Regions from separate parts of the Mus musculus genome. Here regions 1 and 3 are each linked to region 2. Evidence: chromatin loops called from intact Hi-C (ENCODE). Cell type or tissue: heart. All regions are shown on one strand.

The links. Hi-C counts contacts between places; a loop is a spot of excess contacts. Peaks named below come from ENCODE experiments on the same cell type or tissue, not always from the same donor. Only the 100,000 strongest peaks of a DNase experiment are listed, where the experiment ranks them.
Region 1: a loop joins it to region 2, with 2.6 times the contacts of the local background. A loop is called at or near these places in 11 of 42 quality-filtered maps.
Region 3: it touches region 2 in a loop (4-fold over the local background); 7 of 42 quality-filtered maps call a loop at or near these places.

What each region holds. Positions count from the first base shown.
Region 1 is chr2:11,327,907-11,335,906 of GRCm38, reverse strand. No RefSeq gene overlaps it. Among named protein-coding and RNA genes, the nearest start is that of Gm13293, 7.6 kb to the left of the region's middle. In heart, a CTCF peak has its summit at 4,231 (motif pointing left); a DNase peak (open chromatin) is centred at 2,446; H3K27ac peaks cover 283 bases.
Region 2 is chr2:11,426,656-11,434,655 of GRCm38, reverse strand. All of the region lies in intron 2 of Gm31990 (a long non-coding RNA gene), which reads left to right. Among named protein-coding and RNA genes, the nearest start is that of Gm31990, 17 kb to the left of the region's middle. In heart, no CTCF peak of the experiment used is centred here; a DNase peak (open chromatin) is centred at 4,845; H3K27ac peaks cover 3,652 bases.
Region 3 is chr2:11,361,407-11,369,406 of GRCm38, reverse strand. All of the region lies in intron 1 of 8030442B05Rik (RIKEN cDNA 8030442B05 gene), which reads left to right. Among named protein-coding and RNA genes, the nearest start is that of Gm13291, 20 kb to the left of the region's middle. In heart, no CTCF peak of the experiment used is centred here; a DNase peak (open chromatin) is centred at 3,866.

The DNA of each region.
Region 1 (8,000 bases), 99 kb after region 2:
TCCTATCTTCCTTTCTTCCCCTCTCTCTTTCCTTCCCTTATTTCCTTCTCCCTTCCTTCCTTCCTTCCTTCCTTCCTTCCTTCCTTCCTTCCTTCCTTCCTTCCTTCCTTCCTTCCTTCCTTCTTTCTTTCTTTCTTTCTTTCTTTCTTTCTTTCTTTCTTTCTTTCTTTCTTCCTAAATGAATCATCTCCCTGAGAATTCTCCGACCATCAGTGTCTCCTGAGCTAAGGGTGGTAGTTCTTGAGCACCCCTCCCCCCAGCTCTGTATCAGAATGTTGACTGGCTTGGTTATGTGGAGACAACCACAGTAGCTATGAACTCATGAGTGTAGCTGTCCTGTTTTGTCCATAATACACTGGTCAGCTCTTGTCTTCCCCAGGCTCTGGCTCCTATAATCTTTTGATCTTTTCTTCCATGATGGTCCCTAAGACTTGGGATGCTACTGGTACATGTGATATAGATGTGAATATTTTGACCAGTTGTGATTTTGTTGTTGAATGCTGTCCACTGATTCTAATTGTTTCCGTGAATATTTCTTGAAGATCTTCTATGTGTTAGGACAGCTACTCTAGATTTTGCTATTATTCACCTCGAGGAGACTATCTCTCAATGCATTATGCTATCCTTGTCTTCAGAACATACCTGCATCCCACAGTTTTAGGCTGTCACAAAAGGCATAACAGAACTCTCTAGTGGTTTTCCTTTCTTTTTTTCTTTTTAACCAATAAGATACAATGTGATCCTTACATGCTAAGAACTCCTAGCTCAAAAGGAAGCTCAGTAGATATTAAAACATCCTGAGAGCCTTAAATCCAGCCAAAAGAAGTAGATGATTCCATGATAGTCATTCCATGACTGTACATGTATTGGAGTATATGGGGTTCACAGCAGAGTAAGGCCAGCCAATAGGAAGGAAACCTTTCTGCTTAGTCCTAGCCTCATCTCACCAAGTCCTAAAACTAAAGCACATGGCTCAGCAGTCATGACTTACTTTCTATCTTGATGGGTAACGAACAGCAGCAGCAACAGGCGGCATTGTTCTGGAGGCTGCAGGAACCTTTCAGCAAGGAGGTGATATGGTTTTATAAACAAGTTTTATTGAGATATAAATCTCACAAAACAGCCATTTTAAAGTCCACACTTTATTGTTCTACATATTATCAGAGTTGTGTAGTTATCACCACAAGCTGACTTCAGGACATTCTGATCACCCCTCACAAAGGGTTTGTGCCCGTTAGCACTCAGTTTTCCTTATGCTCTGAGCTTGAAATCGATAACCTATTTCTTGTCTCATTAGATTTGCTTGTATTGGACTTTCTATGTAAATGGGATTCTATTCTGTGTACTCTTTTGTGCCTTCTTCGCCTATGTAGGTTAGTGTTTCTGAGACTTACTACTATTGCACCTCGTATTAGCCACTTTGTTCCTTTTAACTGTTGAGTAGTATTCTATTATATGGGCACACCCCTTCTGCCTGTCGGTTGATCGCCTCTGATGTTGCTCCTTTTTGGCTACACTGAATGAAGTTTCAAAGAAGCTTTGTACAGGCCTTCTTATGTGCACGTGTCTTCGTTTCTCTTGAGTACACAACTGTAAGAGTAATGGTTAGCTCATGTGGTAAGTTTATTTATTTTTTTCTTATAAAGGAAAATATTTAATTGAGGGCTGGCTTACGATTCAGAGGTTTGGTCCATTGTCATTGTGGGAAGCATGTCAGCAGGCAGGCATGGTCCTGGAGAAGGAGCTGAGAGTTCTACATCGTGATCTGAAGGCAGCAGGAAGAGGGTGAGTGTACAGTTTTTTTTTAAAAAAATCTTTAATTGCCAGACTATTTTTTAAAAGACACATTGCACAATTTTTACAATAGTATTATTCACAGTGTAGCAGCTAATGATATTGAACATCTTTTCGTATTGTTACTAGCTATTTGTCCAGATTTTAGAGAAAAAAAAATCTATTCAATTCCTCCATTTTTAGCTCGGGCTTTTGTTATTTTCTTGCTGAGTCATAAGAGTCATTATGTATTCTACATGGTCCATACAAGTAAAGGATTGTTTGCGTAGTGTCTTACACATAGTAGGCCCTCAACAAATATCTGTTTGAGTAATCGTATGAACGTGAGTGGCTATGGGCTTCGGCTATGGATGCACAGGATCATGACATTAAGAATTAGCTCCTTCTTTTTTTTTTTTTCCTTAGGTGCAGACTTTGAATCAGAAGGCTCGTTTGTGTTGCTTGCCTCCAGCTATTGATGGGGCCTTGGGCTGCATCATCCTGGGCTAGCCTGGCAGCCAGTGCCCTGGAGCCAGCACAGGGCCCCTTCATTCTCTTTCTTTTTCTTTGGCACAGAGAGTGTCTTGCGACAGGTTGAATAAGCAGCCTGAAGGTTTGCCAGCGTCATGAGATGAGGAAGCACAGCAAGAGAAAAAGCGGGAGGCTGGGCTGTAGGGGAGGGGCAGCGGAAGCTTGCCATCATGTGGTTTAAATGGCTCAAACGCGATTAAAGGCGGGCATCAGTGCAAGCCCTTTAGCCTTCCAGGAAGCCTGGCCCTTCCCTTGGGTTGTTTGTTTAGCATGGTCTGGTGGGCTGGTTTGGTTACTTCCCCAAACTCATGAGCAAAGAGTGTTCTAGGTAGAGCGGGGATGTGGTCATTCCAGCCACGGAGGCAACTGAATTTAGGGTACCTGCATCTGAACTTAAAAACTCTAGGTCCAATCAAATTGTCACTGTGAAAAATGTCTGACACAGAGGGGACCATACCGAGTAGAGATGGAGGGAGAAGTAAGTGCTAGAGTTTTGTGTTCTTTTTTCTGCCGCTAGTATGTGGAAACAAATTTGAGCGCACATCTCGTGAGGTGCACATGAGACTGGAGAGAAAAAGCAGCGTTGAAGTTATTAGGCCAGCAGAAGGAACCGGGGTTGGATCGCTGCATTAGATCTGAGCTGAGTTAGTGACCACATGGAGATGTCCCTCATAACTCTCTTCCTAAATTTTCTCACCAAAACACCCAAATCCTTCTGCCCTGGCTTTCCTTAATTTACAACATGACCCCCTTTTAGTGCCCTACGCAGTTAGCTACAGTCTACTCTCTGTCTTCTTCACTCCCTGATCTTAGGGGGAAGACGTCATGGTGTGTTGGTTGATTCTAGAAACCTTGCGACACAGCAGGTGGCTGCAGAGGAATTACTGGTAGTGAAAAATAACAGCCAGCCCCCACCCCTTCTCTTGCAAGTGTCAGGAAGAGGAAGTGACATAGGAGAGTAGACAGCTTGCATTACAACATGGGAGGGTGAGTACCATATCAGGAGACTGACCATGTCTCAGATACCCATGGACAATGCCACTCCTCACTTGGTAAATGACAAGAGTGAAGCTCACTTCAGTTGGTAAGTTTATGGGTCTTCTGCACGGGAGCATTTAAGAAACTCAGCAACAACTATCTCCTGGTTGGCGAACATCTTCTTAGGTGCTGAAAGCATTGCTCATCAGCTCTCTCCTTTCTAGAACCTACTATCTGTGGCTCTTCCTGGGGAATTGTAAGAGAACTGAGCAGACCATGACCCCAAACTCTCTGTCAGCAACAGTATTTGCACTGTCATCTGTAGTGTTCTTTGCTGGTTTCAGGGAGGTTTGCACTGGTCTGTTTGTGTGACCTGAGTGTTTACCCAGTGAATACAATCAATACGATCCTTTCATTGATGAAGAGACTGAGCTCAGGAGGGCAAAGAGCTCCACAAAGACCTGTCTACTGAGAGTCCTTGATCACATGACCTGAGAGGCTCGCTGTCAGGGCTCTGAATCACTTTATGACAAGCAGGTTTTCCCCTTTATTTCCTACAATACACCCCATTCACTAGTATTTATTAATTGTACACAGTAATAATGGGCTCTATTGTGACATTTTGTCCTTGCATCGTACCATCCTTTGGCTAGACATCTTTCTATTACTCTCTCTCTCTTTTTTTTTTTTGAGACAGGGTTTCTCTGTATAGTCCTGGCTGTCCTGGAACTCACTTTGTAAACCAGGCTGGCCTCGAACTCAGAAATCCGCCTGCCTCTGCCTCCTGAGTGCTGGGATTACTCTTGTAGATTGCCCTCAAGCTTCCCTTGAAGGATGCTCACGGTGAAGGAAGGAAGGAAGCAGGAGAATCCAGTTCATTTTGGTTCACAAAACGTTTTCGACGGCAGTAGCATCTTCTGTCACGTTCCTCTGCTGCCCTCTAGTGGTGATCTAGCCTCAAGTTATGTGCGTGAGTGTGTGTGATGTGTATGGTGTGTGTGCATGTATGTGTATATGTGTGGTATGTGTGATGTATATGGTATGTGTGTGGTGTATATGGTGTAATGTGTATGGTGTGTGTGCATGTGTGTGATATGTATGGTGTGGTGTGTGTGATGTGTATGGTATATGTGTGTATGTGTGAGATGTGTATGGTGGGTAGTGTGATGTGTATCGTGTGTGTGTGTGTGTGTGTGTGTGTGTGTGTGTGTGTGAAGGCTAATCTTTATTTTCAACCTGATGGGATTTAGGATCATTCTGGAAACAGATACCTGGGTTTGTCTGTAAAGTACTATCTAGATTATATTAATTGAAGTAGAACCCACCCTGAATGGTCTGGGTTGGAGTCTCTGACTGAACAGAGGAGAAATAGAGCTGAGCAGCCTCAGGCACCACTCTGCTTCCTGAATGCAGAATGTGTGACCCGCTGCCCCACACAGCTGCTGTCCTTTCCCACTGTGGACTGCATCCTTGGAACTGTGAGCCACAACAACCCTTCCTTCCTTGGGATGCTCTTCTCAGGTCTATCTTAGCATTGACTCAAGTGATGAACCCAGTCAGTGTATATATACAGAAGAGAAATATATATATATTTCCCTCCCTCCCTCCCTCCCTCCCTCCCTCCCTCCCTCCCTCCCTCCCTCCCTCTTCCCCTCTTCTGCTTCTCTTCCTTCCTTCTTGTAGCAGTTCGTATTAAAACCGCTCCATGCTCCCAGGTGGGTACTCGAGGCTCCCCTGGACCAGCCAGAGTGCTCTGTATTCACGAATGAAAGACAACAAACACGCTGCGATATTTTAAATATGCCTTAAGTAGCCCAATGGCTGGGCCACTCCTGAACCTCCCTGTGGCTAACACACTCACTTCAGATATTCTTGAGTTATTACTTTCTAAAATCTATCCTGCATCTCTGCTACCCCAGATCCAAATGGGGAGTGGCCCGGGACTGCTTTCCCGTGGTTCTTACATGGCTGCTTCTCTGTCTTCCGTGGCTCTCAAGGCTCTCATGTTTGTACCCTCTTCCTTCCTTCTGCCCTGGGGATTCTCCTTCTCTCTGTCCTGTGTTCCTCTCTGGGAATCCTCAGAGTCCCGCCTCTATCCCCCTGCCTAGCCATTGTCTGCTGGCTCTTTATTGACCAGTCAACAAACCAACCTTGGCAGGGACCAGCAGTGGACGTGCAAATTCCTATGTAAGCAGAAATCAAATCCCCAACACTTCCCTTGCACCTAATGTGTGTGAAACCCTGACTGCAGGACTGAGAATGTGGAGATAAAAGTTTGCGACAATATTCCCTCAGCTAGGATGTTCTGACTTCTCTTCTGCATCGAAAGAAGCAAAGAAGACTTAAAATTCTGCAGAAGAGTAGCGGGAGATGCTCTTGCTCTTGCTGGCTCTTTGGTACAAGGCAAAACTGTGATCCCGAGATGTCAAACCAGGAAATCAGTGGCTTTTAATGCAGTGTCTCCGTACTGAGTTCTGACTACTTCCTCCCTCTCTCCCTCCCCCTCCTTTCTTCTCCCCCCTCCCCCCTTTGTATTCACAGACTGGACAGTGTCTCCCATCACTTGCTCGCACAACTGGAGAGATTGTTTCCATCTGTGCCGCAACATCCAACTTCTAGCACTCTACAGATGGTCTACACTCAGAGGTGGGGGGAGAGAGAGTCCGAAAGGATTTGTCAGGAGCATCCTAGTCAAAACCAAGGCAGGCTCAGTGTAGGTAGACTCCTGTTTAGAACCAGAGGCAGAGGGAAGGGCTCTGAATGTTCTCACGTAAAGGCCCACGTGGCTCCTTTTAATCTGATGCTCTGATAACTGTCCAGCCCAACTCAGAGTCCAGGGCTTTATCCTGGCTGTTCTGGTTCATGAGTCTGGCTCGTTTCCAGGTTGCTGCTGACCTTGTTAGATATCACATGAGATTACTGATAACCACAGAAACAACTCTGTGTACTGTGATGGTATCTCGGAGGACCTAGCATGTCTGTCACACTCTTGCAGACAGTTCTAATCTAGGCATACCTCACTCACAAACGTGAGTGAAAGTGTTTATCTCTCCCACTAGGGAGGAAACAGCTAAGGGCCTTAATGCTGCCAATTGACTTTTCTCTTCCCTATATTTGGAACATAGCTGGGGACCAATAATTTCTCATTTCATTAAGAAAAGGAGGGATGAGTTGGCTTGGTGGTGTGGACCTGTAATTTTAGCACTCTGGAGGCTGGGGCAGGAAGATTGACATTTTCAGATCACCTTGGGTTACAAAGCAAGCTCACACATCTGGATTGTATAGCCACCCCGAATCCTCGCACATTAAATAAAAACAAGCATGAATAATTATTGGCCTCAGCCATACTTACTTCTCATACACAATTACTGTTTTTCATAAGTAGAGTCACTAGGCCAACAGGAATGCATAGGATGAGGATTTATAATCAGAGGTCCCTGTAAACAGCTAAATCTCTGTGGCCAGGTCTGTGACACAAAAGGGCATTTAAGAGAAAGCAAAAGACACCAGGCTACAAAGCCAAGAAGGGCAGGGGGTGGACCAGTTTTTTTTTAAGTGTCCATAGATTCTGATGACTGAGAGACAATTTTCAGGTCTACTTTTACCAATAGGAATAAACCCATTGACAAATTTCCCAGGAAGTTGGAAGGTAAGCACAGAGTGGTCTGGGCGCTGTGGTGGGAGTAAGATGCACTGGACATATCTGGGTTATTTTCAAAGAATATTCCTTTATAATATTGATTTCTACCCTTTTGATTGCCACACATAATTACAGGTGAAAATCTTCTAATGGAATTAAATAAGAGCAATAGTCAGGAAAGAGGAGCGCACATGCATACGATACTCGACAGAAAGCAGCTTAAGGTGGAACTGACATATCTTGGCTCACATTTTAAGAAGGAGGTATGGAAGCCCTAGTATGGGGTGACTGCTACATCGCACTTGCAGTTAGGAAGCAGAGTCAACAGAAGATGAGGCAGGTCTGTGAAGCTTCAAGACTGAGGAGCCTCATTCTAGAGACTTCACAAACGTGCCATCAGACGCTGGGCTGTCATCCCGGAGGGCGGCTTGGCAGTGCATACTTAGCCTTTGCAGCTATTATGTTTGCTTTTATTTTTGAAAGTGGAGCAAAAGAGTAATGGCAAGAAATTCCTTTGAAACAGGTTAGTTTGTGAAAGGACATCTGAAACCTGTGTAGGTTTAAAATGTACAGTAAGACCTGGGGAGATGGCTCAGTGGTTAAGTGGCTGCTCTTCCAGAGGTCCTGGGTTTGACTCCCAGCACCCGTGGAGGCTCACAACTATCCATTCAGTACCAATGGATCTGAGCTCTCTTCTTGACCCCAAGGGTATCAGGCACATACGGTACACATAGATGCTGGCAAAACACTCAACCACACTAAAGCCAAATCATCTTTTTAAAAAAGCACAACAAGAACAACAACATAAAATCCTCAATGTTTTAGAAAACTCCTTGGCTTAGAATTAACTTGTTTAAATTAGAAATAGCTTTTCATTTCTATATCCAACATCATCCTAACTAAAATTATATTTTTAATTCTAAAATATGTTCTAAAGTAGTTTATGTTACTGATAAACCAGGCCACTAAGAACAACCTTTTCCATCTCTGAAAGGATCAATCTGCACAGTGGACACCATGCATGGGCTTTTTGGTTTGTCTGTTTGTTTTGAGACCAAGTTTCACTCTGCATATCTTA
Region 2 (8,000 bases):
GGTGAGGTGGAGGGCTGGAAAAGTATGCATGTGCATTTATTTCCTGGTGCTTCGGGTGATCTGTAGTCAGCAGAGCTTGTGTTCCTTTGGCCACTGAAAGACTCTGAAGGCAGCGTTCTGGGAGCAGTGGAAGCCAAGAGGTGAGAAGTCAGACGTCAGATGTGGCTGCTGAATAGCAGGGTGGGTGAATAGTGTGGTTGCTGTGCTTGAGGAAGGACGGGGGAGCCAAGATCTCTTTCAAAGCCTTTTCCAAGCAGGTAGGACAATGAGCTGTTTGAACACAATATTTCATTGAGATATCATTGAGTGGACTTCTGGTTCAGTCCCCTCTAACTGTGTGACCTTGAACAAGATGTTCAGCTCCCTATGCCCAGACTATCTCAATGAGGTTATTGTTCACACTAAATAAGTCACTGAATAGAAAACCTTTAATTAAAAAAAATATTCAATAAAGGTCGCTCCAAATAGCCCCAGGGCCTTCTCTAGTGAGTGAGGAGTGGGTGTGGCTCATCGGTGTGGCCTATGGCTGTCTAGAAGGCCTGTGTGTGTTCTCTGCTCCCACACTTGAGACATGCATGTATATACTTAAAGTTAAGTTCAAGTGCATTGTGGAACGTTTAAGGGAGAGGAAGGGATTATAAAAGGAAACTATCACAGAGGTGGGTGTGGAAGAAGTGGGGGGCAGGAATTTATTTATTTTTATGTAGGGTTTATCTACTCGTCTCTGTAACAGGTAGGACTCTGTAGAACTGAACATACAGCATAGACAAGAGCCCCTGGCCTCATATAGGTTGTGATCCAGCCTAGAAGACAGATGTGAAGCTATGAATCCCAGAGGTCAGTGTACCATGAAGAGCCCTGGTTTGGTGACTGGTCAGTAGAGGCAGGTGCTGAGATAAGTGTTCTTTGAGTCGCTTTGAGATCTGTAGAAATGCCTTTCTCCTCTCCCTTACTTTGGCTCTCTGGTGGAAGCTGTCATTATGACCAGCTCACCATTATATTGGAATACCGAGGTTAATTCTGCCCCAAAGAACACATCAGATGTGTGGCTCCCAGCCTGTCTGGACATAGGTCTGCTTGGACTGCAGAGCTCTCTGCTTGGGTTCCTTTCCGCCTGACTTGTTCCGTAGCTTGTGCATGCCTCTGGCTGTGTGGAAAGATTTCATATCAGTTCTTTAGTGAGCAGCAGGTCATGTGGAGAAGATGGAATTTCAGATCTGGAGACTAAGCCTGAGGTCAAGTTTGATCAGACAGAATCTCCGTAAAATACAGAATAAGAAAATGTGTTCATCTTCTTAATGCATTCATAGATCTTCAATGGAGTAAGGAAAGAAAAGAATGCAGGCTTCGTGTGTGTGTGTGTGTGTGTGTGTGTGTGTGTGGGTGGGTGTGTGTGGGTGTGTGTGGGTGTGTGTGTGTGTGCTCGCGTGCGCACACGCGCATGTGACCACTGTTAGGTTTATGATGTCCCTGTTCCTGCCAACTTATATGTAAAGTATAGATGACTATAATGGCTGTAATAATGAGGGCTAGGAAGTTCCCTCAGTTGGTAAAGTGCTTGCAGCAGAACCTAAGAAACTGAGATTCGTCTCCAGAGCCCACTTACAAAGGCGACACACACTTGTAATCCCAGTGCTGGGAGGTCGTGACAGGAAGGTCCCCGAGGCTCTCAGGCCAGCCAGCCTTGCCTAACAGATGAGCTCCAGACCACCAAGACAGCCTGTGTCAAGAAACAAGATGGAAATTTCCTGAGGACTGACATTGTCTTAGTCAGTGTTATGTTGCTGTGAAGAGACACCACAATCAACAGCTCTTATAGAAGAGACGTTTACTTTGGGCTTATTGACAGTTCAGAGGTTTAGTTCATTATCACCATGGCAGGAAATGTGGAGGCATGCAGGCAGACATGGTGCTGGAGAAGTAGCTGAGAGGTCTACATCTGGATCTGCAGGCGGCAGGGGGGGGGGGGGCGGGAGAGAGAGAGAGAGAGAGAGAGAGAGAGAGAGAGAGAGAGAGAGAGAGAGAGAGACTGGGCCTGCTTGGGCTTTTGAAACCCCAAAGCTCACCATCCAGTGACACACATCCTTCACAAAGGTCACATCTAGTCCTCCTCAAGTAGTGCTACTTGTCCAAATCATATACATGAGCCTAAGGAGGCCACTCTTTCTCAGACCACTACAGACGACTAAGATTGTTCTCTGGTCTCCACAGGCATATTCACAAACACACACACGCAAGTGCACTTAGCACACGCGCATGCACTATCCCAACACATACACACACACACACACACATGCACGCACGCACGCACGCACGCACGCACGCACGCACGCACTAAGAAGGCAGACTGAGCAGCTGCCAACAGAGCTAATATTTAAAACGGGGACCAGAAGTTTTTCCCTGATCCTTTCCTGAGGCCAAGGCCTGGTTTCCTGTGGTAAAAAGTCTGTGTTCCCATCTGACCTAGCCTTATAGGCTTCTGGGAATGTCTGTGCATGGGGACCCATTCTCTGCTCTCTAAAGCATTCCTGCCACCACATAATTGACAAGTCTGAGGCCGTTTTCTGTTTATAAAGCACTTCCAATCCTGAGCCCTGCAGGATACAGGCCGTTCTATCATCCTCCTCCAGCTTGAGGCTGTCTGTGAGGAGATGATGGAGAACAGATTAGAGTACATTACAGGATGAATTGTTTCCTCTCATAAAAGATGCATTGGAATTCAAGCTGCTAGAACTTGGAAAAGTTATTGTATAACTCCCCCCCCCCCCCACCCCCCTGAGATAGGATTTATCTATGTAGCCCTGGCTACTCTGGAACTTGCTCTGTAGACCTGGCAGGGCTCAAACTCACAGAGATTCAGCTGCCTCTGCCTTCTGAGTGCTAGGATGTAAAGCATACACCACATGGGCTGTATGCCATTACATGCCATTGTGACTACAGTACCTAACAGGAACAATAGGGCAAAGCTCATTTTGTCTCACACTTCCGGAGGGATTTCAGTCCATCATGGCAGAAGGCAAGACACACAGGCTCCATCTCTGGTGGTGAGAGCAGGGAGTAGAGGGTTGTTCACATGGCAGCAGAAGGGCAAACAGAAGGGGAGCTAGGTTGGAATTACAGTGGGACCTACATCCACCAGTCAGTTCCCACCCAATGAAGGTTGCATGGCTTTGCAATACCCTGCAGCCCACTGGAGAACAAAGGTTTGAAAGATGAGCCTGTGGGTGGCACTTTGGGATCAAACCCAAAGGTGACCTTATTTGGCGATGGGGATCTTTGTAAAGGTATGCAAATTGTAGTCATTAAGTTGAGCCTTAACCCTATGTGGCTGTGTCTTTAAAACAACATGAAATGAAAACATAGATGCAGGGAATATGTGTGTAACCCAGCAAGGGGGTGAAGAGGAGATGGAAGAACGGCTGGAGCTTGTTGGCCACCAGTCTACTTCCTGGTTAAATGAAAGACAGAGTGTAATGGAATAAGGCAGAGAGAGCTAGAACAGGGCACTCTGTACCCTCTTTTAACTTTCGAGTTATACATGTGTGTGCACCCAGATACACATATGTGCATGCACATACAAAGCATACAAAAGAATAAAGAAACAAATATTTTTAGCAGATATAAGTACTTACTTGCCCCCAAGCCTAAATCCTGAGTTTGGTCTCCAAAACTCATATGGTAAAAGCAGAGAGCTATGTTTTCTGCTGACCCTCCCTACAGAGAGAAATTAGAAACAAATCATTAAAACAAACAAAGACAACCAAGAAACTTGTGATAATGTGAAGAGACACAAACAGGAGACCAGGATCTACCAGCCAGGATCAGAAGCCGGGACTAGATCCTTCCTCACAGTTGGAAAAGGAAGCGGTGCTGCAAACATCTGACCTTGGACTTAAATAAATAACATAGGAGTAGGGAGAGAGCTAAGCCAGAGTGTGCTTGCAATGAAAGCTTGAAAGCCTGAGGTTGAGCCCTAGAGCCCGTATTTTTAAAAGCTGGGAGTAGTGGTTCTCTCTCTCTCTCTTTCTCTCTCTCTCTCTCTCTCTCTCTCTCTCTCTCTCTCTCTCACACACACACACATGCATATACACACAAGAGCTTGCATGTATACATGCATGCATAAACATACACATACAAAAGAAAAAGGAGAGATGTATAAAGGATAATGGATTATATGCAAGATTAAGAAGGGAAGGACATCTGTTGAAAAGGATGATCCCAAACATACACAGACATTTGCTGGTAGGCAGGTGGTGCTACTTTAGTAATGCATTAAACAAGAGGATGCAGCAAGATTTAACAATAACCATAACTTCAGAGCAAAGCAGAGGGCAAGTGACCCCAACATAGCGACACCTGAGCATGTTAGGGTCTTGTAAGTGACAGGCACACCTGGGGCTAATGAATGCTGCCTATGTTCATAATTACAAGCACATAAGCACAGGCCATAGGTTCGTGAAAGCAAACAGAATTCTATCTCATTCTAAACTGCATGATATCTAAGAGACTTTTGAGACTGGTCATTAGTCTTTCTGGGTTCCTCTGAGAGGCTGGTGCCATTTTTGTTTGTTTGTTTGTTTTCACTTGTTTGTTTGTCTTGTTTTGCCTAGGGCCTTCTAACCTTTCATCTGGGGCTTTAGGGGCCTTCTGCTAGCTAGAACTGCGTCTTGCTGTCACCACCCTCTCCTCTGCGTTCTCTGTTGTTACAGCAACAAGACCTTGGTCCTGCCGCTCCTGAATTCTCTGCAGAGCTTGCCTGTGACTCAGAGAAGGAGGAGTGAGAGGGCGGGCAGTGAGAAGCAGTTGATTCAGCCAGCTGCATGACTCAGCCAAGCCTTCCTGGATTGACTACAGACAGGAAGTTGCTGCTGATCCCTCACAGGAACCCCATCCTATGCCTTGTGATGGATCACCCAGTCAGTGACTCAGATCAGCTGGGCTCTGCTCGCACAGGGTCACCCAAGTGCTGGTCTCTGGGAGTGTTCCCATGAGCTCATCTTTGAATGCAGCAGCCACACAGCAACCTCCCCCTCCCCCCTCCCCCCAGTTCCTCATGTGGTCTCTTAGAGTGCCTATGGATAGGGAGGAATGGGAAGGAAGCTTTAGTTTGGATCCTGTGCTTTGAATGGAGGGATTATATCAGCATACAGGGAAATATTTTTTGTATGTACATGGGAGAATCCTGTCCTTTGAAGAAATGAAACTTCAATTTCTCAACCCAGAGAAGTACCCAGTGACAGTTGCCCAGTGAGAAAGAACAGGACCAGAAATAGAGAAATGTTTGATCACTTAGAGAACGTCTCTGGCCAAGGGTTACCTTTGCTTTTAGAAGTGTTGGCCTTTTGATCAGGATTGTGAGTGGCATGTTATTTAAATAACCCCACAAATGGCAACAGTGGGGTGCAAATTTATAATCGCAGCACTTGGGAGACAGAGGTAGGCAGATCTCTGTGAGTTCAATCAAGGCCAGCTTGTTCCACCTAACAAGTTCCAAGCCAGCCAGGGCTGCAAAAGGCCACAAACAAACAAACAAACAAACACAGCAAATGAATGACTAGCACGGGGAGGGGAGGGGTTGCTATTTATTTGCATGCATGGGTTGGAAGTATAGCTAAGGCATAACTTAGAAAAGGTATATTTAATAAAAGTGCTACACTTTAAGCGACAAATGGACAAATGGTTGACAATCTCAATCTGGTCATAATGGTGTCCGCCTCTAACCCAGCACTGCAGAGGCAGGGGTGAGTGGATTGAGCTTTTGAGGCCAGCAAGGGCGACAATGCCAAGTTCCAAGGCAGTCTGAGATAAGGTAATGAGATTTGTCCCAAAAACCAAGGGCTGGCAAGGTGTGGTGGTGTGTGCCTTTAATCTTGGCTGGAGCTCAAGGACACAAAAAGTTTACAAGGTCTACAAAAAGTTTAAGGCAATGAGTACTAAACATGAGTGCTTAGCATAAGTGAGCTGCTAGTCTAACTATCAACACCGCCCCACCCCCAATCAAGACCAAAACAAACACCTAACCCCCCAGGATGGTGATGTAGAAGATCACACAGCCTCACATGTATGTAGGCCCCAGATTGCACTGGGGAAACATTTCATGTGTAGGCACGGATATTTGAGAGTCTAGTAGGACAGTAACAGTTAAGTGCACACATCACCTATGAGCATCTCACTTGACTTCTGCTGATGAAAGCTTGGCTCTTTCAGAGCAGCAGCCTTAGCTGAGAACCTGCAGATTGGCAGGGCTAAATAGCCTCTTATAGATAAGACTACCAGCATAATTATTATTAATTTAAAGTATAACTTTAGGTTGTTTATTTTCTACTTCTCAAATGTACATTGGTGTTCTGCCTGCATGTATATCTGTGTGAGGGGGTCAGATTCTGCATTACAGACAGTTGTGAGCTATCATGTGGGGGCTGGGATTTGAACCAGAGTCCTCTGGAAGAAGAGTCAGTGCTCTTAACCACTCAGCCATCGCTCTAGCCCCCAGGTTGTTTATTATTCATTCTCTGTCTTTCTGTCTCTCTCTGTCTCTCTCTCCCCCTTCCCCCTTCCTCTCTCTCTGTCTTTCTCTGTCTCTCTCTTTCTCCCTGCTCCCCCCCCCCATCTCCCTACATATATGTAGTATCCACAGGCCAGAGGAAAGCAAAGATCCCCTGCAACTAGGAGACTGACCTTGTTTTATATGTACTCTCTATGTGTTCTGGTGTACCCATGCGTAGTTCTATGCAGCTTTACCATGGAGAGATTTTCCCAGCAACTCTCAGATCAAAGCCCAGAGTTTCCATATCCCTGTTAGACTCACTCATCAATCCTCCCAGAGGCTGTGCCTCCTCTCTCCCCAGCTCCTGGCAGCCGCCACTTGCTCCATAGCGCTACAATGTTTCATACTACACGGTATGGCACCATAGGAGAACAGAGCAAGAGTAGGTTTCCTTCTGAGATTCATCCAAGTTGCTGCGTGTATTTGTTGTTGTTTTTTAAGCTGGTGGGTAGGAGGTATCCCCTAACATATGCCAGTTTATTTTAATCTCTTCACTCCGAGGGACATTTGGGTGGACTCCAGTTTGAAGCTAATTATGAATAAAATTGTTATCTACCTGGCAATTTAAAAGATAATGCCGCTATTGACCTGCAGACCAAAGGCTTGCTGAGGGCAGAGAGCATTTCTGACCTCTAAGTGCTTAGCCTAGAGTTTTCACAAAGCTATGGAGGAGAGGTTTGAGTAAGTGGATGCAAGACACCATTGCAGGGCATGGTAAAATGCCAGGGCTAAAATCAGTTTCATAAATTGGACAGATTTGAACCCAAGACCTGACTTTATCTGGGAGAACCAAGACAGGCATGTTCTGGAAAGTTCCTCACCAGTCAAAGGAAAGTGAGTAGCAAAACTCCCGTTCCAGGGCCGGGGTGTGAATTAAAGGAGTTAGCATGTGAAGTCTCAATGCAGTCTGGCGTTAGCCATCGATAATTAATTTCTGTTACTATTGCTATTAGTGGATCACTAATCTGTATACATCATATCAAGATGGTAACAATAGGGTAACTGATAACTTTTTTATTCTTAATTTTTTAGTATGTACTTATTTTGATTTTGTGTGGTGTTGCCCATGTGTGGGCACACACACGTATGTGTGGGTGAGCACGGTGCTATGCCTGACGTTGACATCGTGAGTCTTCCTCAGTTGTTCTCCGTCTGAATTCTTGAGGCAGGATGCACCTCCACAGCTGGGGTTACAGAAGTGCAAAGCTACCACAGCAGGTTTTGATGTGGATGTTGGGATGGGAACTCAGATCTTTTTGTGCTCAGCAAGCACTGAGTCATCTCCCTAGCCCCTGTTGATTTTATCCTTAAGTACTTTCCCCTTTTAAATGAAGGTATATACACCACTATAAAGCCTATATTTATGTGTATTTGGATTTTGTATTCATGTCTATGTGAACAGCTACCATTTCTTTTTCACTTTCTCTCTCCTTTTCTTTTTTCTTTTTTCTTT
Region 3 (8,000 bases), 65 kb after region 2:
ACCAGCTAGCTTCCTTCACTGTTACAAGGAGCTGCCTAGGGTCATGGTGCTAATCACAGTGGGCTGGGTATTTCTACACTAATTAATAAGCAAGACAAAACCCCAGAGACATTCCTACAGGCCAACCTGAGCTCAGTAATTCCTCACTGAGCATGTTTCTTCCCAGGTGACTCAAGGCTAAGTAAAATTGACAATAAAAAAAAACTAACCAGTGTTCTCATCTCTTATTAACTTTATATATACACACACACCACTTTTAAACCACAGATTTCTATGCCTTCTCTCTTATAGTGTAAAACATAGTTTAACTTAAAAAAAAAATCCCAGTCTTTAATTCCATGTCTTTCAGGGGTCAGCTTTGAGAACTGACATAAATTATGATACTTCTCTGACTGAGCAAGTCATCATCTTCAGATAGCAAGACACAGCAAAGTTCATATGGGGAATAAAAAGCACAATTCAGAAAATCTCTCTTGAGCGACTTTGAAAAGTCATGTTGAATTTGGGGAGGCAATCTAGATCGGAAACTTCCAGATCGTGTGAACAACCAGTGTGACTATGGGCAAGCCATTGACTGATTTCTTAAGCCTGGGTTTGCTCATCAGCCAAATAGCTAAGAAGTCAGACATGAGATGGTGCATGCCAGTCATAACATCCCTGGAGAAACTGAGGCAGGAGAATAGGAGTTGAAGATCATCCACAGCTATATAGTGAGTTTGAGGCCAGCTTACGTTATTTGAGACCTGTTTAGAAGACTCAATGAAACAAACAGGAAAAAAATGGAGCTAAGAAGGAACTGTTTTGTAAGGTTGTTGTTAGCACTGTAAATGTGCATTCATTCATTCACTTGTTCATTCATTCATTCACTCACTCATCCATCCATTCACTCATTCATTCATTCATTCACTCATCCATTCATTCACTCACTCATCCATCCATTCCTCACTCACTCATTCATTCATTCACTCTCATCCATTTGCTCACTCACTCATTCCTTTATTCTAGACAATGTTTTGAGTATAGGAGACCTACAGACGCATAAGACACCATTTCAGTCGTTGAGCTTATACTGAAGAGATCTATAAACAAGCAAACACAGTAAAATGTGGTCAGCCGACTTCTATTTCCTGGAAAACAGTAGTATGAGCAGGCAAAGCCAAGGCTTGTCTCTTAAGGGTCTGTGTCAGGTGGATTGGGGAAACAAAACCCAGGAGCAAACATATGCATGCCTTCTACCCTCTTCTTCTCTTCGTTCCCCTCTGTTCCACCTTCATCCTTAGTCTTGAGGGAAGATAATAACATTGGAAGCATGTGATCATTAAACCTGGAAATGGGACTGGGCTCAGTCAGCCAAGAGTTTGTCATGCAAGCGTGAGAATGTAAGTTCAATCCCCAGCGTCCACATAAAAAAGCCAGACATTTCTGTCATCAGGGCTAGGGAGGCAGAGATACAGGAGCCCTAGGATTTACTGACCAGACCAGTCAGCCCAATTAGTGATCTCCGGGTTCAATAAGAGACCTTGTCTCAAAAAAAAAAAAAAAAAAAAAAGGTGAAGACTGATCAAAGAAGACACCTACCCATTCCTCATGTCTGGCTTCCATGTGCACACACTAGCACATGTATGCACACATATGAACAAGTGCACATAAATGTTCCTGAATTTATTGGTTGATAAGACTGAGCCACATAGAGAAGAGTGGGGGTGTGGGAAACGTCCTGCCTCTAAAGGATGGAGAGGACTTACTACTTGCTTGGTTTATTTACTGTCAACATAACACATCTGCAAGGAGGGAGCCTCAGTTAGGAACTGCTTCCATCAGATTGGCTGGGGAACATGTGTCTGTGGGGGACATTTTCTTGATTGTTAGTTAATGTAGGAGGGGCCAGCACACTGTAGATGGTATCATGCCTAGGCACTAGGCCCTGAGTTACATAATAAAGCTAGCTGAGCAGAAGCAGAGATAGCAAGCGATTAATCAGCCTTCCTTCATGCTTTCTGCCTTCAAGCTTCCTGCTTGAGGTCCTGCCCCAACTTCCTTCAGTGATGGCTTGTGACCTGGATGTGTGTGGCAGTTAGTGTTAAATTTGTTGTTGGTAAACACCATGACCAAAAGCAAATTGGGGAGGAAAAGGCTTTTGGTTTTTATTTTTCTTTCAAAATATTTATTTATTTATTTACTTATTTATTTATTTTTGTTGTTGTTTTTTTGAGACAGGATTTTTTTGTGTAGCCCTGGCTGTCCTCAAACTTGCTCCATAGACCAGGTTGGCCTCGAACTCATAGAGATCTGCCTGCCTCTGTCTACAAACTGCTGGGATTAAAGGCACACAGCACTACCACCCGGCTCAAGGAAAGGGTTTATCTTGCTTACAAAAGTCATAGCAGGAGCCCAGAGGAGGGAGTTGATGCAAAGGCCATGGAGAAGGTGTGTTGCTTACTGTCTCAGTCCATGCGACTTGCTCAGCCTGTGCTTGCTTTTAGAACCCAGGACCACCTGCCCAGGGGTAGCCCCACCCACAATGAGCTGGGCTCCCTCCGATCAATCACTAATTAAGAAACTGCACTACAGGCTTGCCCACAACCCTATCTTATGGAGTCATTTTCTCAGCTGAGGCTCCCTTCAGATGATTTTAGCTTGTGTCAAGTTGACATGAAGCTAGCCTGCGCAGTGTAAGAAAGCCAACCGAACCCTTCCCCATTGCTTTTAGTTACAGTGTTTTATTTCAGCAACAGCAGAGGCACTTGCCGGTACTGAGGTCTTTTGCTTCACGTTGAGCTGAGTTTTGTTTGTTTGTTTTTTTGCTTTCGGGACAGGGTTTCTCTGTATAGCCCTGGCTGGACTGGATCTCACTTTGTAGACCAGGCTGGCCTCGAACTCAGAAATCCGCCTGCCTCTGCCTCCCAAGGGCTGGGATTAAAGGCGTGCGCCACCACGCCCAGCGCTTGAGCTGAGTTTTAATTCCAGATATGTCTCTGCAAGCAGAGTGACTGTCACCGAGGGACTTCGCTTCTCTTAGTCTTACATTCTCTATCTCTAAAATGAGGTTACAACTAACCCCCTCATCGGGTTGTAGTAAGGATTAAGGTAGGTATTGTCTGTAAAGATGTTAATACAAGTTATTCTTTTCTTAATTCATTGTGTTGATTAATCTTCATTGTCAACTTGATTGGGCCTGGAATCATCATAGAAACACCTTTAGGTGTGAGTATGTGTGTGTGTGTGTGTGTGCGAGCACTTGTGTGTGAGAGAGTTTCCAGAAAGGTTTAACTGAAGAGAGAAGACTCATGCTGATGCAGGCTGTATTACATTTGGGGTCCCAGGAGAATCAGACAGAGACAGGGGGCTGAGCAAACATAGTCATCTCTCTGTTTCCTGACTGTGGGCTCTGTGGCAAGCTGTCTAGAGTTCCAGGCCCCATGCTATCCCGACCATGATGGATTGAACCCTCAAGCTACGAGCTATGATACATCCTTCCTTTCTGGAAGTGTTTATTAGGTATTCTGCCACAGCAATGAATAAAATAAATAATACATTTACTTTTATTGTTTCCAGTGAATGTAGATTACAGAACATCAGAGTCAGAAGGTCTGAGGGCCTGGTCTCAGGCAAAAATTATATTTACATTTATCTTGAACTCAGGGTTGAAGCCAGATTTTAGAAGACTGTTTATTCTGAACCAGAACTTACTGGAGTTGCTCTTATTTTAGTTCCTGGATCCTCTCATGAGATTTGAAATGTGATATTTCCAGAGGGAGTTTTCAGGAAAACCCATGACATCATAGTACAGAGGACACCAGATGGAATTGCCTCCAGGCAAATAGGTCAACACTCTCCAGTAAACCAAAATCCAGATGCACGAGAGAGACCCGGTGTTGCTGACATTCTGTCTGTTGTTGGGTTTTCCCATGGAATGTTCCTCCTAGCCACTCATGGGAAGTCAACACCCACGATCAAAAGGATCAGTTCCGATATAAGCTAAGCTGGGTTTTACTCAGATTGGCTCTGTCTTCCTGAGTAGGCTTAAGCAGATCTATCTTTCGTATACATCTGAGACCTCAGGGACAGCCAGCCTCAGCCTGGGAGAAATGAACAGAAGGGTCTCAGAAGGCCTAACAAAGGCTACAGTAGGCAATCAATATTGGGTAGGGCCTGGCAGAAGAATCAAAAAAAAAAAAAAAAAAAAAAAGAAAAGAAATGAATTAAAAAAGGACACAGAGAACCTGAAGTGTGGGAGAATACTTTCATAAGCATCAATGGTTACATTTTAGCAACTTGTGACCTCTTTCCACCACGGGACATTTATTTTTACTTAGGATGTTACTTTTCAATTTCAGTTTGACACAACCTAGAATCACAGGGAAAGAAAGTCTCAGTGAGCTCTCTACATAGAGCTGGCCAGTGGGCACATCTGTGAGAGATTGTCATTTAAATTAATTGATGTAGGGAGATTAAGCCCACTATGGGCAGCACCATTACCTAGGCCATGAACTGCTTAAAAGTGTCTCCACTTTTAAGATGAGCACAAACAAACAAATAAATAAGTGTGTCTTCATTTCTCCCTTCTCGTGACTATGGATGTGATATGACTAGCGATTTGAAGTTCTAGCTTTGACTTTCCCACAACCCGGAATTGTAAGTTGAAATAAACCTTTTTCTTTTTAAAGTGGCCTTCCACCTCCCACCCCACCCCCCAGGTTAGATGATCACAACAACAGAAATGAAACTAGAACATTCATAATTACTTATGTATCAGTTTTTCTTGCTACGGTCTAAGCACAACACAGACAAGGCCCACCCACAAGATCATAGTTTCCAAATGATAGTGGGCACCTCTGATGTCAAGCTACACAGATATGAAAGGTATAACCTGTAGGTAAACCTCTTTAGATTGTGTTGAATTAAGGACTGTTGACAGAGCTTAAAGCTTGAATTTTGCTGGAAACATCTCAGAGGATTTTTCTTTAATTGGAAGAATTAAAGCTTATCTTGGCCCCTTTCACCAGTGCAGTTTAACTGACTTCAATTTAATAGTCTTGGTAGGTGCAAGGGCAGCTGGCATAGGTACAAAGTGTCTAGTCCCATTAGAAAAGGATTTTTGAGTTCTAGTTTTTGGTTACACGGTCTATTCTATTGGCATGAGAATGTGCTAAAACAACAATGACAGAGACAATGTCCCAATTCTGTCTGGCCATGCCTTGAATCCTGGGAGAGTCCAGGCTTTCCGTAGTTCTCCTGCCTGTTTTCAGTTTACTTAGAACTAGAAGGGTCTGGGATTTTCCCACTAAGTCCTGCTTTCACTTTCTGCTTAAGGTAACAGTCTGTACACTATATGTAACAGCCAGCTGATCGTCATTTGTCCCTGTTAAAAATGACACATGCCTAGGTGAAGGCTCCCGGAGTTTCCTGTTCCTCAAAGCAAACAAAACCTTGTGTTTACAACTGTCAATTTTACTTGCAAAATGCCTGTTATATCTTTTTTTTTCACATTTCCATTTATTTTGTTTATGTATTTATTTACTTACTTTTTAAGTCACTATTTGTCAGAATGTTGTCACCTCTTAGCACAGACTCTTGTTGAAACCACCTGGGACTGGTCCTCTCTTCCTTCAGTTCAGGGCTGTACTTAACCTTGGGTTTGCATGAAAACATCAACCCAAGGAAAACGTTTGTGGTTGGTGACACTGAAGGGTTGGTCCAACTGTCTTAGAATGATTTTCAAGGCCGGGAGGAATGGGGGACCAGTGTGTCTGACATTTCTTCCTCGGGTGCCCTACCCGCCCTGTTTCCTTGTCCCAGTTGATAGCCTACCAATTCCGAACACATCATGTCCGTTCATGCTTCTGTGACTCTGTTGCACCATGTTCCTCCACCCAGGTTATTGCTTTCTACATCTTCTGGGTGGAAACTTACGTACCCATTAAGGCCCATCCAGGTGGAATGGAATCTGTGCAGGCTCCCTTAACTGCTGTGATTGGTTGAATAATCAAAGAGGCGGTTAGTAAAGGAGATGAAAGACTGAAGCCAACACAGCACAGCACTCTCACCTAACATAGCAAGGGCATCCATGCTTGAATTTTGGTGCCAGGCCTTTAAACACTTGTAATTACGTTTAGTTACCGTTGGTGTGAGCATGTGCTTATGCCACAGTGCAGGTGTGGAGGTCAGAGAACAACTACAGGGTTCAGCTCTCTCCTACCGTGTCAGTATGGGGGACTGTAGATAGACTGTCAGGCTTGGCAGCAAGTCTTCCTCTACTGAGCAATCCTGCTGGCACGTATAAAAGGCATTCTGGGTAGAGTTTCATTGATTAAAATCCTCCATTGATTTTCTTCATAAATGATTGCCATAATGGCTTTATTTTCCAGTTCAGCTTCAATATAACAGAACAAGAATAGAAAAGTCTCAAGTGGGTGGGGAGATGACTTAGTAGGTAAATAAAATATATAGTAAATATGAGGGACCTGCGTCCAGAGCCCTAGAACCCATATAAAAAGCCAGACACTTACAATCCTAGAAACAGTGAGGTGGAAGGTAGAGACAGGCTTGCTGGCCCTGGAAGCTTGCTGGCCATTGAATAGTTTAGCCTATTTGGCAAGGTTCCAGGCCAGCAAGCCTGGTACACACAGCATGGCAGAAATGAGGCAGATGGCTTCAACAAGGAGGGAGGAGAGATCTGGGTCCTGAATGCTGTTCTATGAGGCATGATCTCTGTATGCAGCACACACACACACACACACACACACACACACACACACACACACACACGGAACAGAATAAAGAATTTTTAAAAATCCCAAATTATTTTTTGTGGTAAAATAAACCATTATAACCATAAACTTCCATAAACCATTCAGCTTAATTGTCTCAGGCTCACATTTCTTTGTGCTGTACTTCTTTACCTCATGCAATACTTTGCTAAAATATCAGGAAACAGCTCAAGAAAGGACTGCAGTTGATGGGTGTGAATATGCTAGCCTTGTGTGTTCTGTAAGGAAGCATCCTGCCTGATATCCACTCCACCTCCCACCCCTGACCTCCCACTCACTCCACCTCTCAGCCCTGCCCTCTCACCCCTATAGAATCTGGGCGCGACAAAGTGTCCTTCGGTTGCTAATCATTAAGGTAACAGCGTATAAACCAGTCACTTCCTTCTGCTGTGATGGGCCGGTTGGTTGTCCTGAGCAGGTGGCCTGCGGCACTCACCAATAACTTACTTTGCTTTGGAGTCTGGCACACACCCGCTGGGCACTTTCAGACCCTGAAGTTTCTGAGGAAATTCTGACTTGGGTGTTTAAAATCATTTTAGGCTTTTGCTGCACCAGTGCTAAAGACAAATGGTTAATACTATCTCAGGAACTTGGGGGAATAATCCTCCAATTCACAGTTGTGGTCAGAAGGCCACTCTTGATTTGACTAATCAGGAGCCTGAACAAAGACAGGTGGGTGTCCTAGGGAGCTCTTATTTAGGTTGCCCCTTCAGAGATGGGGAGGAACACATCTCTCAGACCCTGTGCTCTTCCTCCCAGAATGGCTGCTGATGTTTTCTAAGCTATCCCTGCCATCTCTCTGCAACAGACACACTGGCTGAGAGCTGGGACCGCCCTTGCCTTGGTATCTTTCTAGGTTCATGGTTTGGGGGGTCGTGTTCAAGCTGACACATTAACAAGAGGGGGGAAGTGTTTTTATTTTGAATGTATACAAGAATTCATTTTTTAAAATGGCTCAAAATGAGGCCTATAAACCATCATAGGCTAATCAGATGAAATGGGGTGTGGGTTATTGGGGGAGGAGGGCGATGAAAGTTGTGACATGTCCAGGAGATGGTATGTGTCAAAGAACGGCTGCCATGCTTGTAGATGGTGGCATCTCTGGTTGCAGCTCTTCTACTGAAGGTGGAAATTTCCATTGTAATTGTAGCATTAAAAATGCTTTTTGAAGGGGGAAAGTGTACTCTCTAGGTTTTGGAAGTATGGGAAAAGTCAAAAGCTCCAGTTGCC